Regions from separate parts of the Homo sapiens genome. Here region 2 is linked to region 1. A link is a loop called in an ENCODE intact Hi-C map of the cell type or tissue named here. Cell type or tissue: dorsolateral prefrontal cortex. All regions are shown on one strand.

Region 1 (8,000 bases):
CTTCCAAACTGAAAAGTAGTGGTCCTCAGAGGGTCTGCTCTTTCAGAGAGGGCAAAGAAATGAGAAACATCCCCCCCTCCCCACACTCAATTGCAAGACCAGCTCCTCAACAGGAAGGCTTACCTGAAACCCCCAGGCAGGTTAGGTACCTTTCTTAGTCCATTTGTGCTGTTAAAACAAAATACCTTAGACTGGGTAATTTATAAACAACAAATTTATTGCTCACAGTTCTGGAGGCTGGGAAGTCTAAGATCAAAGGCCTGCAGATTCAGTATTTGGTGAAGCCCTCTTCTTTGCTTCCTAGATGGCACCTTCTTGCTGAGTATTCATATGATGCAAGGGGCAAATTTTTTGTCTTCACGTGGTAGAAGGTTGGAAGGGCCAAACAGGTTCCTCAGGCCTATTTTATAAGGTCACTAATCTCATTCATGAGGACAGAACCCTCATAACCTAATCACCCCACAAAGGCCCCACTTCTTAATACTGCTGCCATGGTAATAAAGTTTAAACATATGAATTTGGAGGAGGAGCAAAAACATTCAGACCATAGCAGTACCCATTCCCTGCTTATCCCTATCATAGCATTTTTCACATTTTGTTGTCCTTATCTGGTAACATATTTGTCTTCCTCTCTTGATCAAGGGTCAGTAAACTAAAGCCTGCTGGCCAAATCTGGCCTGCCACCTGTTTTTGTAAAGAAAGTTTAATTGGATGACAGCCATGCACAATCACTTACACAGTATATAGGGCTGGCATTTTTCCCTACACAAGAATGGAGTTGAGGAAGTCCAACAACGATGGGGTAGCTCATAAATCCTAAAGTATTTATTACCTGGCCCTTTACAGAAAAAGGTTGTAGACCCTGTTCTAGCCCATAAATATATCAAGGGTGTGAAAGAGAGTTTATGTGATTGCCGTATCCCTGGGATCTAGAACAGTGCTTGGAACATAAATACAAAGTGTGCTGTGTGTGTGTTGGAACGACCTACCTCTTGTGACTGGCTCAATGGTACTAAGGAAGATGAGTCACAGCCTGATTTCTATACACCTATGAACAGATGTAGTTCACCTCTTTCCCTCTTAGATGATGACCTCCACTATTATTACTCAGCAATGCTTAGCTCCTTTTACTGGTGGAGTCCCAAACACCTTGATTCATCATGCCTAGGGGTGGCATTGCCTGCAACCCATACACCCCAATAACGCAACCCATCTTTCAGCAAGATGGGCTATGGTTTCTGCCTACTATTCATCCCAAAGGAGCAGAAAAGTTTAGAGACTCCTATAAGGCACCGCAATCTTGGTTTAGTCCTGTAGTTATATTGCTTTCAATAAGTTTTGATGGCTGAGTCTAATGATTTCAGAGATAGATCATGGATTTAGACCAGACTTTCTAGAAGCAAAGCATTAGTCTGACATGAGGGCTCAGACCTGTATGTTGGTCATTTCAGTGATCAGGCACTGTGCTAAGCAGTTTGCATGCATTAGTTTTCTTTCTTTCTTTTTTTTTTTTTTTGGCCTTGAGATAGGGTCTGGCTCTGTTGCCTAGGCTGTAGTGCAGTGGCACAATCTCAGCTCACTGCAACCTACATCTCCCAGGCTCAAGTGATCCTCCTACCTCAGCCTCCTGAGTAGCTGGGACTACAGGCGCACACCACCAAACCCAGCTAATTTTTTGTTTTTTGATTTTTGTAGCAATGAAGTCTTGCTATGTTGCCCAAGCTGGTCTCAAATCCCTGGGGTAAAGCAATCCTCTTGCCTCAGTCTCCCAAAGTGCTGGAATTACAGGCATGAACCACTGCACCTGGCCACAATCAGTTTTGCTCACTGTTGCTCTATCCTATGTATCTAGAACAGTGCCTGGTGCCTGATGCATGGTAAGCACTCAAGAAAGATTTGTTAATGAAAATTCATTTGAATTGTTTTCTATCATTCTTTTCACCACTTGTGAGCTATGCCCTATTTTCCCCCATCTTATAGATGAGTAAGCAGGGCCAGGAAAGCTCTGCAGTACAGCTGGCCAGTGTCATGGGCAAGAGTTAAGCCAGAACTTTTTGGTTTGGAAGGCTGTGCTCTGTCCATGACATCAAGATTATCAAGATTTGGGCAGAGAGGAACTCCATTTGGGGTGTAACATCCTCACCTTTGTTATTTCAGTTCTAGAAATGTATCAGAAGACAAACTTCTTGGGTCACTATTTCCCAGGGTGTACAGATACTCCCTGACTTATGATGGAGTTATGTCCTGGTAAACCAATTGACAAGTTGAAAATATCATTGCTTCAAAAATGCATTTAATACACCTAACCTGCCAAACATCATAGCTTAGCCTAGCCTACCTTAAACATGCTCAGAACACTTACAGTAGCCTACAGTCGGGCAAAATCATCTAACCTAAAGCCTATTTTATAATAAAGAGTTGAATATCTCATGATTTAAACAATTTTTTTTTGAGACAGAGTTTCGCTCTTGTTGCCCATGCTGGAGTGCAGTGGCACAATATCGGCTCACTGCAACCTCTGCCTCCCAGGTTTAAGCAATTCCCCTGCCTCAGCCTCCGGAATAGCTGGGATTATAGGCGCCTGCCACCATGTGTGCCTAATTTTTGTATTTTTAGTAGAGAGGAGATTTCACTATGTTGGCCAGGCTGCTCTCGAACTCCTGACCTCAGGTGATCCACCTGCCTCGGCCTCCCAAAGTGCTGGGATTATAGGCGTGAGCCACTGTGCCTGGCTGAATATCTTATGTTATTAAGTACTCTACTAAAAGTGAAAAACAAAATGGTTGTACGGGTACTCAAAGTATGGTTTGTACTGGAAGCATAGCGCTTTTGCACCATGGTAAAGTAAAAAAAAATGTAAATTGAACCATTGTAAGTCAGGGTGCCTGTAATCATTTACATGATTTCAAAAGCAGCATTTTCAAGAGCTGAGATTCATCCTTTGCATAAAAAACAGGACAGAGGCCCTTGAGAATTCCGTGTTGCCTGTACAGGTTTTGGCATATTCTCTGAAAATTCTGAAGACAGCAGCCCCTCTCCCATGCCACTGTAGAGAATCCTGGGCTTCCCTAAGGCTACATCGTGTTCCATTCAAGCACAATGGTAATGGGGCAGTTGAGCTGTACACCGGCTTTTCAAAAGGCTCCAGTATAATGTAGCGATTGTGTCATAGACAACAATAATAAAGAAAAAACCTCCCAGCCAACTTTTTTCACATGACTGGACAGAGAAAACAAGCAAACACGAAAATGACTGAGCCTCCCCCAAGCCTCCTCTTCAGAAGGCAGGCTCCAGAACCATTGCTTGATTCTCTATGTCACAAATTGAATGAAGATTGGAAACTTCCCTATCTAGCACAACAAATGAATCTAATTTGTGATTTTCATTCCCTTCACTCTGAGCTCTATTTATGGATGACCTTTGATGTCACATCCATTTCCAAAATATATCATTAAGTAGCAAAAAACCACCTCAGCAGGTGAGATTAAAACTGATCATGTGGAAGTTTTTACTTGTATTTCTAGCACTCCGTTACCCAGGCTGAAAACCAGACTTGTGCTTTTCTTCCTCCAGAGATAATCTTCACTTTAATGAGCTACAGAAAGCAGCCTGCCAGCAAAAAAAAACAAACATTTATCAAAGCCTCAATAAATAGTAATTCACTGAAGTTAAGATTCTTCCTCCTGAAAGTCTAAACGCCTTCTAAAAATTATTTCAGAGCTATGTTGCTAAAGGATTAAAATAGATTGAGTGCTTAAGTCTTCTGTTGTTCATGTTCAACTGGGTATTCTCTTGGGAATGTTAAACCAAACAGGAGGGGAAAAGCTGCAGAGATAACTAATGTAAGATCTGCTGGAAACTCCTAAGAGAGAGGGAAATGAATTTTGCAAGAGCTTTCTTCTCTTTTTCCTTCTCCCACCCATACTCCCTTGCTTCTTGCTTTCCATTTGACTCTGGTCATGGTTTCACTTGCTTTCAGGACCTTGGATGAATACCAGGCAGTTCTCTGGGTGACTCTTTGAGGTCAGAGAAGCTTTTGTCTGCCAATACTGGATGAGAAGGTGGATGTGATAGGAATCTATGGTGTAAATTTTGACAGGCTGAAATGCCTTTGGGCCCTGGTGAGCCTCCCTAAAGTACTGATTGTGCTCAGAGCTCATGAGAATGGCCTGGTGTGGGGAAGGAGAGAGGGTCAGGCAGGCAGAAACACTAGTAACCATGTCGAGTAACTTGGCATTTTCCAGCTCATATTTCTTCTTGTATTGGAATTCCTCCAGTAACAGGAGATGGTTCCCCTCTGTTCTTAGAAGCAAAGTACAAGAGAGTTGGAAGGAATCTTGGCCATCACTGTGTCCAGTCTTCTCACTGTAAATATGCTTAAAATCTCTTCCACTTTAAATAAAAAAAAATCTGCTATACTTTGTGTTGTTCTCCAGCCACCTCTTTAATTATCTTCTTCCCTTCAGTGCAAATACATTGAAAGGTAGCCGATACTCACTGACTCGAATACCACACAGCCTGCCTGTAACCCTGCCTTGCCTTTCTGCAATCCATCTTTTAGGTATCATTCCTAGAAACCGCTTATTGCAAAGTCATCAATAACTCACCAGTTGTCAAAACCAATGAACGCTTTCCCAGTTAGTGCTTGAATTTTTTGCCACTTGGATGCTGCTCATTGCTTCCTTAGGAAACTCTCCTTCAGGCTTCAGAGACCCCCTTCTTCTGGAACTCCCACTTCCTTGACAGCCCTTACTCAGTGTCTTGCTGGTTCCTCTTTCGCCAAGTCTTTAAATACTGCCCCTTCCATATAAGCCTGTCCTTGATCTTGTTCTTTTTTCACTCTGCATTCTGTTTGACTGGTCTCATCAACTCATGACATCAACCATCACCTCCATAGATGCCCCTCAAATGTGCCATTAACTCAAAATCCCCAGCTCCACAGTGGGATATCTTACAGCCCACAGGTATCTTCACCTGGCTTCCTCTTAGGCACTTTAAACACAAATGGTCCCAAATAGAAATCACTTTTCATCTTCTCCCATTCAGTCTTTTCCGCAGAGATCTTGCATCTCTATCAATGAATCCAAACCAGAACCTTTGTGGGTAATCTGACATCTGCTTCTCCCACACACCCTGCATCTAATTAAGCACCAAGTTCTCCCAGTTCTTCATTCTATGAATCTCTGAGCTCTGCCTCCTGCACCACCACTGCTTTCTGTCTCTTAACTGCCCTATCATAGTACTCTTCTCATTGACCTCCCTGCTTCCACAGCCTACCTCTCCAACCCATGTGCCATACGTAGGTCGGAGTGCTCCTGTAAGCACTGGTCTTGTCTGACAATCCTACTGTTCAAAAACCCTTGATGAGTCTTTGCTGTCTATAGGTTAAATGCAACCTCCTTAGCCTGACAGAAGAGGCCCATCCTTTCTTAGATGTTGTCTACTTTTGAACCTAACTGCTGGCCACTTGTAACTTGTGTAGTTGTTCAAGGTCATGCTTAGTTTCTGGCATCTGTCATGCAGTCCTGCTCATCCTACACCTTGGCATGATTTATTTTATCTGCCTTGAAAGTTCTTGACTTCCTGGTTAGCAGCCACTCACCCTTGAGTATTGCTCAAACATCTTCTCCTCTATACATTCTTCTTTGGTCTCTCCCAGCCACAGTTAATTCCTCTGTTCTCAATATTTTCACAACATTTTGACTAAGGCTTTATTAATATGTGTCCCATAACTTAATAATTATTTATTTTCAAGACTCTTTCCTCAGCTACAATGCTCCTTGTGGGCAAGGAGCTTGCTGTTTTTAATCTTTCAAATTACCAATACCTAGTAGACCATGGAGGTTCAGAGAGGTGAAGTGGATTTCTCTAACAGCACGGCTAGCCAGTGGCAGTTTCTGGGCCGCAGCTGGGATCTTCTGACTTTGTTCCTGTACCTCATTTACTGCATAATGGCTGGGGCCTGAAATTCAACTGTCCTGTGGGGTGGGGCAGGGTGAGTTTGGTTTGTAAACTCATAAGCCAGAAGTATACCCAGTAGAGAAGAACTTGGGCACAGGTGATATGATTGGAAGCCAGTTACACAGAACAAGGCTACGAAATGGAGAAAAATGGGAGAGGGACGTTGTGAATAGGGACGGCTTGAGTAACATCCTTGCTTCTCAGCTATGTTGTGTTCTGAAAAGTAAGAGATTTCAAAATAGACAATATTAAACATCCCCTTATTATTCTATCTCCATATTCCCCCCCACCCCCTGCAAGCTCCATTTTCCTTTATTCCCAGCTGTATTTTCCATGCTCATTAAAAACAAACATAGGTAGTGGCTGATTGGCCAATGCCTCTAATTTTAGACAGAGAAGGGCATCTGCTGATACATTCAAGGTCTGCTCAGGACTCGGAAGGTCAGAAGCTCCTCCCTAGAGCATCTCTCACAGGTAGTTGGAAGCCTATGTTGGGCTGGGCTGTGGGTTTACACATCTGTTCACTTTTGACCTGGCCTCAAAAGAGGTATTAAAATGTGCTTCAACCGTTTATTTTTCCCATCCTAATTAACCAAAGTGTTTCATAAGTAACAAGGATGTTTCCAGTAATTTAGCACTTCATTAGTAATTTGTTCCATTATAATATGTATCACCAAAATCAACTCAATTCAGACAACCATTTGCTGCCTTCACAAAAGATAATGACATCTAATTCCCATTACTAGAGCATATTATAAGCCTTATAAGTGGTTTGCTACTCTTCATTAAGGTGTATCTCAGAGAGAATTTGGACTTTGCAAAAAAAGTAAATAAAACCTCATGAAAATTCAACCAGAGATATGCACATAAAATTGAATAAAAACACATAGAATATTCCCTTGGGACACTACACCATGACTGTGCAGGGACAGGCTTTGTGTTTTTGCATAAAACAGAGTCCATTTCTTAAATCAGTGAATTTTAATTTTGCCTTCTCAGAAACCTAAGGGAGCTAGAAACAGCATCCCTATTTCATGAAGATGTGGGCTTATGAAATCAGAGACTGTAGTGAGAGGGCATCTAAATGTTCCATAATGTTGTTGAAAAGGATTTTGAAGTTAACAGACTGTGTTTGGGATAGAAATGGGTTCACATGATCCCTTGAGCCCAACTAATAGTGAATGTGGCAGAGATCTCACTTTGGTTCCCGGCTTCACACTGACTTGCCTGTTTGCATTACTTCTTGTATCTTCCCCACAGCACCTGGTACAACGCCAAGCACATAGAAGGTCAGTCAGTACTCAGTTGCTCCATTCCAGATCACTGTTATGTACTGTGAATTGGAAGAATACCACGTGCTAGTTGCTTTACAGAGAGGTTCAATGTTGCCTCACGGGCCCAATGATTGGAACTCACTCTTTTAAGTAGTAAAACTTTTACTATGTTAGCCAATGTCAATGAAAATTTTTCTAGAATATAGCACATATTTCTTTGTCTTTCTATATTGAGAAGGTAGAATATTATTTAGGTCTCTATACTTAAAGGTCTAGATGGAAAGAAGGAATCAAGGTATGAAGTGAGCAAGACTTAGGAAAAAGAGAACAGAGTAAGAGGCACAATGGAAGGCAAAATGGGAAGTGGCCTGCAGCCAGTGAGACATGGCTTTACTTCATTCCCATGAGGGCAGTTGTGGTGTCTAACTGGATCGATGTGGTGTAGAAGCTGACACTGCTTCCCTTTTAAGGTGTGATATACTATAATTTAAGGAAGGTTCAGCAAATTCCTTCACAGAGCCACTTATCTGACTTCAACATTTAAAAAAATAGTGTCTCAGTTAGCTGTTGCTGCATAACAGCCACCCACCCCAAAGATGAATTGCTTGAACTAGTAAGTATTATGGCTTCTGAGCATGGATCAGCTGGATGGATCTTCTGGTCTCAGCTGGGCTCACTTATTCACCAGGAGTCATCTGTGGGTCAGGTGGACAGCTCTGGGGGTCTTGGCTGGTCTCTCTCACATTTTTAGGGGGGTGGTGGTTG
Region 2 (8,000 bases), 58 kb after region 1:
TTTGTAAAAAAAATGGACATCAATTGTTGGTTTGGCATAGATAAGGAATAATATCATATATTCATATGAGTATAAATTGGTACAACCAATTTAGAAAACTTTGTGGCAAAACCGTCTGTAGTTACATATATGAGTATCATGACCCAGCAATTCCAGTTCTTGGTGTATAATCACAAAATAAAATAAAATAAAATAAAATAGTGCATATGTATAATAAATGACTATAAGAATGTTGCAATTATCTGTTTCCAAAATACTTTCATCTCTCCAAACAGGAACTGTGTACCCATTAAACAATAATTCCCCTTCCTTTTCTGCCCAGCCTCTCTAACCTATTTTCTGCCAAGGATAGGAACTACTTTCTATCTCTATGAATTTGTCTATTTTAGATATTTCATGTAAGTGGACTCATACAATACTTGTCCTTTTGAGTCTGGCTTATTTCACTCAGTATGATGTTTTCAAGCTTCATCCATTTTGTTGCATGGAGCTGTGGTTTTTTCATCTTTTATTGCTGAATAGTATTCCATTGTATGAATATACCATGTTTAATTCATTCATTCTATTGCTGATCAGCGGTTTTTCTCCCAGTTTGAGGGCTGTTACAAATGATGTTGCTAGGGACATTCTAGGAGTCTTTCAGTGTTCACATGTTAGGGTGTGCTAACTTTGTGAAAAATAAGTGAATGCTTAGGATTTGTGTCCTTTCCTGTAAGTCACACTTCAATTTTTAAAAAGTTTATTTAAAACATAGCAGGGGGATGCAGGAGGAGAAAAGAACAAAGAAAAAGAAAATCCATAGCATGGCCTATGAGGTCCTGTGAAGTGTGAAGTCTGGCCTTGAACAAACACCTGGCAATCTTGGAATGCTGGTTCAAGAAAAGCCATTTTGGCTCCCTGGTTCTTGGGCCAGGGAATCCTGGAGAAGACACACAGTGCCTTCCTTCCTAGCAAGGTGGGGGTGGAGGGAGATGCTGACAGGTAACTTGCCCTCTACATTACCAGTCAGCCAGCAGTGTGGCTTCCCATATCTTTCTGTGACACCCAGGACAGCATAGGATAAGCAAGACCAGCACAGCACATTTCTAGGGGACCCTTCAAAGCTCCCTCTCCAGGGAGACCCAAGGCTACAGGGTCTTCCATGTTCCTGGTCAGCTGTTGGCCAGCCCTCATCTTGGGGTGGAGTAGGGGCTGGGTACTGGGGAGGGCTCCACTTATGCCTGCCTTCCCTGTATCCTCCTGGGTCACGAAAGAGATTCAAAGTCATCATTCGCCTTCATTCTGTTCCTTCCTACCTCCGAATATTCGCACATATTGTTCCTGCTGCACAGAATACTTTTTGCCTTACTCTTCCTCTTCCTGAAGAGTCAGTTCTGTCCTCACATCTTTGAGAAAGCTTGCTCTGACCGACATCTGTTAAACAATCTCGTCTCATCATGGCACTTAACACAGTTTTAATTTGGAAATCTTTGATTAATTTCTGAGTCTTCCTACATGCTCCACAAGGGCAGGGACTGTGTTCATTGTTCAAACCCAATGGCTGGCACAGTGCCTGGGGAAAAGTGTGTGCTTAGAACACATAGAATGAATGAAGGATGAATGAATGAGTGAGTGAATACAATGCTCCCCTAAAGTAGCCAACCATTGTATATCCAACTGCCTGACACAAGTCCTCCTTTCTATCTGTTCCTTTAACTTACCTCTGTGTAGGCTGCCCACCTGTACCCCAACACACACACACATACACACACACACACACACACACAGACACACACAGAGTGTGCTTTTACTTGCAGCTTCCTTTAGCTCTTATTTTCTGCAGTGCTTATTGGCATAGGCTAATATCACAATGCGATGGTGGAATCATATGAAGCTTCTGGAGGAATTTCTCTGCACACCAGTGAAGATGATCAGGAAAGGGGTCGGGGCCAACTGATTGTTTCTCTAAGACTTGCTGCTTGATTTAGCTCCTGTGCACTCACTGACCTGGGTGGTTATTCCTGTTGCTCTGGACCAGGCAGGATGCAGCAGGAGCTCTTTCAAGCTACCACCAGGACAGCTAAGTGAAAACTTTAAGCCAGGTGTGAGTGATTGGTGTTTCTCTCTGCTCCGCCCTGTCATCAAGCTTCCATCTTGCTGGGGAATGAATTCGCTGTTCTGGTTCATGATTTTGGCATTCCAGTCAATTTCCCACTCATCACATGGCCCAGTGAACCACGACCTAGAGCCAGGATCCTAGCCTTGATCCCACCCAACCCTCCTACCCATCCAAAACTGATGGGGTTTTGGGAAGCAGAAGCTGGAACATCAAGGATCAGAGGAGCTAACCATGAGGTAATTTATTACTGCTATTAAAGATGGGGGTGCTGGTGGGGGTGACACTTGCATCATATGTCTTCCTTAGGCCAGTGGCACCTTCTGGAAGCTGTCTAACCATGAAGTGAAGTGGGCCTCTATACTAGTCAGGGCTCTCCAGAGAGGCAGAAGCAATAGGATGGATGGATAGGTAGATAGACAGACAGATAGATAGATAGATAGATAGATGATAGATAGATGATAGATAGATAGATAGATAGATAGATAGATAGATAGATAGATAGATAAATAGATAGATATGGATGGAGAGACATACATTAGATAGATAGATCCATAGATGTGGATGGATAGATGGATGGAGAGAGAGAGAGAGAGAGAGAGAGAGAGAAATACTGGCTAGCTAGCTAGCTAGATGAATGAATGGATAGATGGATAGATACACAGATGCATAGATACATAGGGGACATGAAAAGGACTTATTAGGGGAATTGGCTAATGTGATTGTGGAGGCTGAGAAGTCTCACATAGACGGCAAGCTGGAGAAACTGATGGTGTAACTCAGCCTGAAAACCCAAGGGGCTGTTGATATGAATCCCAGAGTTCCAAAGCCAGAAAAGCTAGAGTTTTTGTATGCAAGTGCAGAAGAAGGGTGTCACCTCCAGAAGTGGGAGAGAGAGTTTTCCCCTCCTCTGCTGTTTCTTCTACCCAGGCCTCAGTGGATTGGATGGTGCCTACCCACATCGGGTGAGGACAGATCTTCCTTACTCAGTCCACTGATTCAAATGCCAGTCTTTCCCAGAAACACCTGCAGAGACACACCCAGAAATAATACTTTGCCAGCTATCTGGGCATCCCTCCATCCAGTCAAGTTGACACCTGAAATCAACCATTAGAGCCTCCTCCTCACCTCATCCAGAATGTCAGATATATGTGTGGTCACAGTGCTTTGCCCATCCCTTCTAGAGGTTGTCTAGCACCATGGTTGGAAAGTTCACCTCTTGAAGCTACACTGAATTTCTTTTGCCTCATTTAAATGCTGGCTCTGGCTCTCCCATGCTGGAGACTGAAAACAGATTTGACTGTATTCATTCATTCATTGAACAAATGTTTTCTGTGAGAATACTATGGGCCATACCCTGGGCTGAGGAGGTGGTATCATGAAGAAAATGGTCCCTGCTTTTTATTTTCAGGTTAATTGACAATAAATCAGCAAATAATTATGAATTGTAGTGAATAAGCTGAGGAAGAAAAATTAGCCACTGTCAGAGAGAGTAACAAGTAGGGGAGGTGAAGGAGGAAAAGGGAGAAGCTGCTTTTGATTTGGAGGCCAAGGAAGGCCTCTCTACAGAGGGGATACAGGTTGATCATCCCTTATTTGAAATGCTTGGGACCAGAAGTGTTTCAGATTTCAGATTTTAGAATATTTGTATTATCTGCTTACCAGTTGAATATTCCAAATCTGAAAGTCTGAAATCTGAAACGCTCCAAATGTGCATTTCCTTTAGGTAATATGTCAGTGCTCAAAAAGTTTCAGATTTTGGAGCACTTTGGATTTTAGATTTTTGGATGAGGGATGCTCAATTTCTTTTGAAGCTGGGAAGGAGCCAGATGCCAGACATGAGCAGTATATTGGGAAGAGGGTTTCTGAAGAAAGGAACAGTATGTGTGAAGTCCTGGGCAGCAGGGGCTCTGCCCAAAGGGCCCTGCCTTTTGACAGAGGACATGGTGCCCCCAGTGTACCCTCAGCCTCTGGCTCTTTGACTTCTCACCACTGGGGAACAGGAATCCTTCCTCCACAACAAATGCCTCTTTCTCCTCTGGCAGAAGCCTCATGCCAGCCCACCCAGCCCTGCCAGCAGCATCAGCTGATCACTGGGCAGTTACAATCAACAAAGAGGGAGAGAATTAGAAGCAGGGAAAATTCCCACCAGAGTCACAGAGGTCATCTGGCTTGGGGGACAGGCTGTGGGGAGGACATTCTTTCTGCTTCCATTGTTCCCCACATTCCACAGGACTAGGAGTGATACTAATTGCTACCACCACAACTGCTTGCATTCCTGGGGCATTTTACTGTCTATGAAATGTTGTTATGTGCATGATCCCATGTGGCCCACTCTGCTCCCTAAAACCTTACATTTTTTTCATCTTTAATTTTTGCTGGTCTGCCCTCCTTTCTCTCCTTTTGCCTGAAACCTTCTCTGGAGGCAAGGGCAAAGTGGTTTAGAGGCTTGGCAGTGGGGTCAAAGATGGCTTCCACACATCTGGGAAGCCACTGTTGGCTGCCTACATGTTAGCCATTCTTCTTTCTTGCTAAGATAATTCTGATTTTTGTTCAGGTGAAAATGTTCCCAGCCCCAGGGAGTGAATACTAATTGGTTTAAGCCAGTTGTGGCAATCTGACCCCTGTTGACAGTGATTGGTCCAGGGATGGGCTATAGGACCCTGTTGTGGCCTAGATGTAAGTGAAAGTCTGGGGGGATTCTGAGAAAGATTTTACTATCTGATTATAAGAGAGATAAAGGGGAAAGTTATTTTTTTGCCCCTGCACTTTTCCTTCTTGGTTGAGACACTGATATGTGAAGACACGATGCTTGGAGCTTTGGTAACCATCTTGTGATGACGAGGGTGACAGAGCAGAAGACCAACAAAGCCTGGTAGAGACATCAGTGAGTGCTGCGGCAATCCTGGGGTCACCTATCTCTAGACTTTTTATAAACAAGCAATACATATCCTTGATGTTTAAAAAGTTAAATCCTTGTTGTTTAAGGCATCAGCATCACCTGGGAGCTTGCTAGAAATGCAATCTCAGGCTTCACTCCAGATGTACTGAATCAGAAACTGCATTTCAAAAAGATCCTCTAGGTGATTCCAATACATGTTACAGTTTGAAAAGCACTGGTTTAAGTCATGGCTAGTCAGATTTTTTTGAAACATGGATTCTAAAGCATGCTGACTGGTAGCATACCCCAGTCTCAGGTTTTCTTAGTATTCTAAGCATATTCATTTGATTCAAGATTCCAGAAGGCAAGTGCTCACTGTGATGTCTCCAAGTGGGGTCTGCACTCCAGGATGGATAAATCAGAGAGATCGTTATAATCCATGGAGCTTCCCTAGAGATAAGGTAAAGGTGCCCCAAGGAATAGAAAATTACTACAACTAAGAGGAAACCTGCAGGCCTCAATGGAAAGTGCTCAGCAGGATCCCAGTCAGGGTACAGCGTTAAGAACCACCACTGCCCTTTTGCTGAACAAAGTGGGCTACACAAAGGGCAGCAGGGATTGGTCCAGGAGGTCTGTGGGGACTGATTGAATGCACTTGCCTCACAGGGATTGAGAAAGGTTCACAGGAGGGGCTCTGGGGGGCCTCCGATCCCTAGGATGAGAGAGGCCAGACTGGCCACATGAAGATGGACTGGTTCTTTTTTTGGAGATGTTTGAGGATCTGGTCTTGGAACTTGGTAACCTTTCCAAACCTTGGGGATGCACCTAGACTTCCAGTTCCATTCTACACAGCAATCATTTTGCCTATCTTTGGGGGAAGAATAGGAAAGACTCTATTTGATAAGATCCAGAATCTCAGATCTGGGAGAATAATGGCCATCTGCTTTCCTATGCCCAGCTGGACAGGAGATTCTGCCTTGAGAGGAGGAGAATTGGTTCAACTCCTAAGGAAACAGGAGGCAGTATCTGACGGTGCTTTTGTGACTGGATGTCTCAATGTAGAACCCAGGGCACATGAATTCATGCATGCAGATTATACCATGGCTAATGGCTTGTGGGTCAAGTGTCCCTTCCCCCTCTCCAGCTACTTTATGTGATGTGTGGTGATTTGTTTATTCTGAGAATTAATATAACAAAATAATTTGGAGTGTGAAATTTGGAACTGGACATAGCTGGCTAGAATTCTGGCTCTATTGCTTACTAGCTATAAAACCTTGGGCAAATTAACCTTTCTGAACCCAGTTTCTACCTCTGTGAAGTAGGAAAAATAGTGCTCACCTCTCGAGGTTGACATTAAGACTAAACGAGGGAGGCTGTGTGTGTGTAGCACTCAGAAATAACTTAATGAATGGTGGCTGTCATTATTAACATTGCATGTGTCTTTCAAAGAGGCCATATTGGGGAGCAGAGGGGCATGGGTCTGGAACCAGAGTGCATCTGAGAAGGCGGAGGCTGCATGCAGTGAAGGGGTCTATAGGAAAGCACTGGAGCCTGGATTCTCCGGCTGGACTCATCTTGGCACCTGACTGGATGAACCAGATAGGAAGACAGAGCAAAGTCGAAGCTTCTTTGCTGTCCCAGAAACTAACTCCCTCAGCATGATCCCAACCCACCCAGCTGTGAAATTGAGATCATTACCTACTTCCTCACTGCTCCCTTTACTTGTTCTCTCATCATTCCTAAAACAGGTGTATGCGGAGGCAGGGGAGGGCACAGCCCCTTAGCCCTACATCTGCCTGGGACCCCTCTGTTTCCTGCAGAGAGTTCTTCTGCAGTCATCTCTCTCTTCCCTATGGCTGTCATTTAGGCAAGGACTTCCATGCACTCCGTAAGCCACCTCCAAAGGTCTCCTCTCCTTACACACACTAGTAGCTGTTTGTCCATTTGTTCACTCAGTCAGCTATTAATTAACCAGGTGCTGGGTGGGGGGCAGATCCTGTGCTAGGTGCTGGGGACACAAGGGTAAACACGTTGTGGTTCCTCGAGTTATTCAGTCATCTGACAGACCCTGAAGGGACTCAGGATGTGGCTGAATGTGATGAACTGCTGGTCAGTGGCCACCCCCCTCCCCTGGTGACAGCAGCACATGGAAGGAAAAAGCAGAATCTTGTTGATTTCAGGTGGACCCCAGCATAGCAAGGGGGTGTAAGGTGGTTCCTCCTGTGCTACAGCTTTGGGGGCATGGTAACTCAGCAGGGAGGAATGGATGGCATTGGAAGAAGGGAACTACCTGCCTTTTGTGGCTTCAGGGGGTTCTATGATAGACACAGTATGAAGAGACCATGAGCACAGTCAAGGGTCCTGAAGACTCCCAAAAATAACCAAGGAAGATGTTGCTACAGGTGAAGGGGGCTGAGATCTTGCAGTTCTGGAAATCAACAAGCCTTTGGGTATTCATGTTAATGTGTCCTGCTTTTTGCATAGGCTGAGGAAGCCTGGGGAAATATGGGTTTCCCTAGAAGAGAGCCACATTGCACTCAGAGTGGAAATTCACCATCCGCCTTCCATTTTCCCCTCTTCCCCAAATTCATATGTTGGTGGCATAAGGGGCCTGATGCCACCTACCTTTTGGGAATATTCACTCAGCAAGCAAAGTTTGCATACAATAGAATCCCACCTTCCTCTAGGATGGGGCTGGACCAGCACAACATGCGCCCCTACATGTGTGTTCAGAAGGTAACCGTCATCCCTCTCTTCCAGGTGGGGTTCTCCCAAGAATCTTTTGCCTCAAATCCCCATCCCGACCCCTTACTCATACCCCTTACTCATGTGACTCTGTTCTGGCAACCATATACCTCCAAAAGGCTGGGGGCTTTGGATCAGAATTCCTCCAAATGAACTTCCTGGGGACCCAGACTTCCCCTCCTCCCTTCTCTAGCTACACTCTCTGCCTTGCTGATTTCACCCAGTCCTGTGACTCTAAATAACATCCATTAGCCAATGACTCTCAAGTCTAACCACTCA

The links. A loop is a pair of places that touch in the nucleus more often than their neighbours do. Peaks named below come from ENCODE experiments on the same cell type or tissue, not always from the same donor. Only the 100,000 strongest peaks of a DNase experiment are listed, where the experiment ranks them.
Region 2: it touches region 1 in a loop (7-fold over the local background); 5 of 110 quality-filtered maps call a loop at or near these places.

Annotation. Positions count from the first base shown.
Region 1 is chr11:112,898,694-112,906,693 of GRCh38, reverse strand. No RefSeq gene overlaps it. Among named protein-coding and RNA genes, the nearest start is that of NCAM1, 59 kb to the left of the region's middle. In dorsolateral prefrontal cortex, no CTCF peak of the experiment used is centred here; a DNase peak (open chromatin) is centred at 3,173; H3K4me3 peaks cover 1,032 bases; H3K27ac peaks cover 3,584 bases.
Region 2 is chr11:112,840,913-112,848,912 of GRCh38, reverse strand. No RefSeq gene overlaps it. Among named protein-coding and RNA genes, the nearest start is that of NCAM1, 120 kb to the left of the region's middle. In dorsolateral prefrontal cortex, CTCF peaks have their summits at 3,908 and 4,108; a DNase peak (open chromatin) is centred at 4,172; H3K27ac peaks cover 4,204 bases.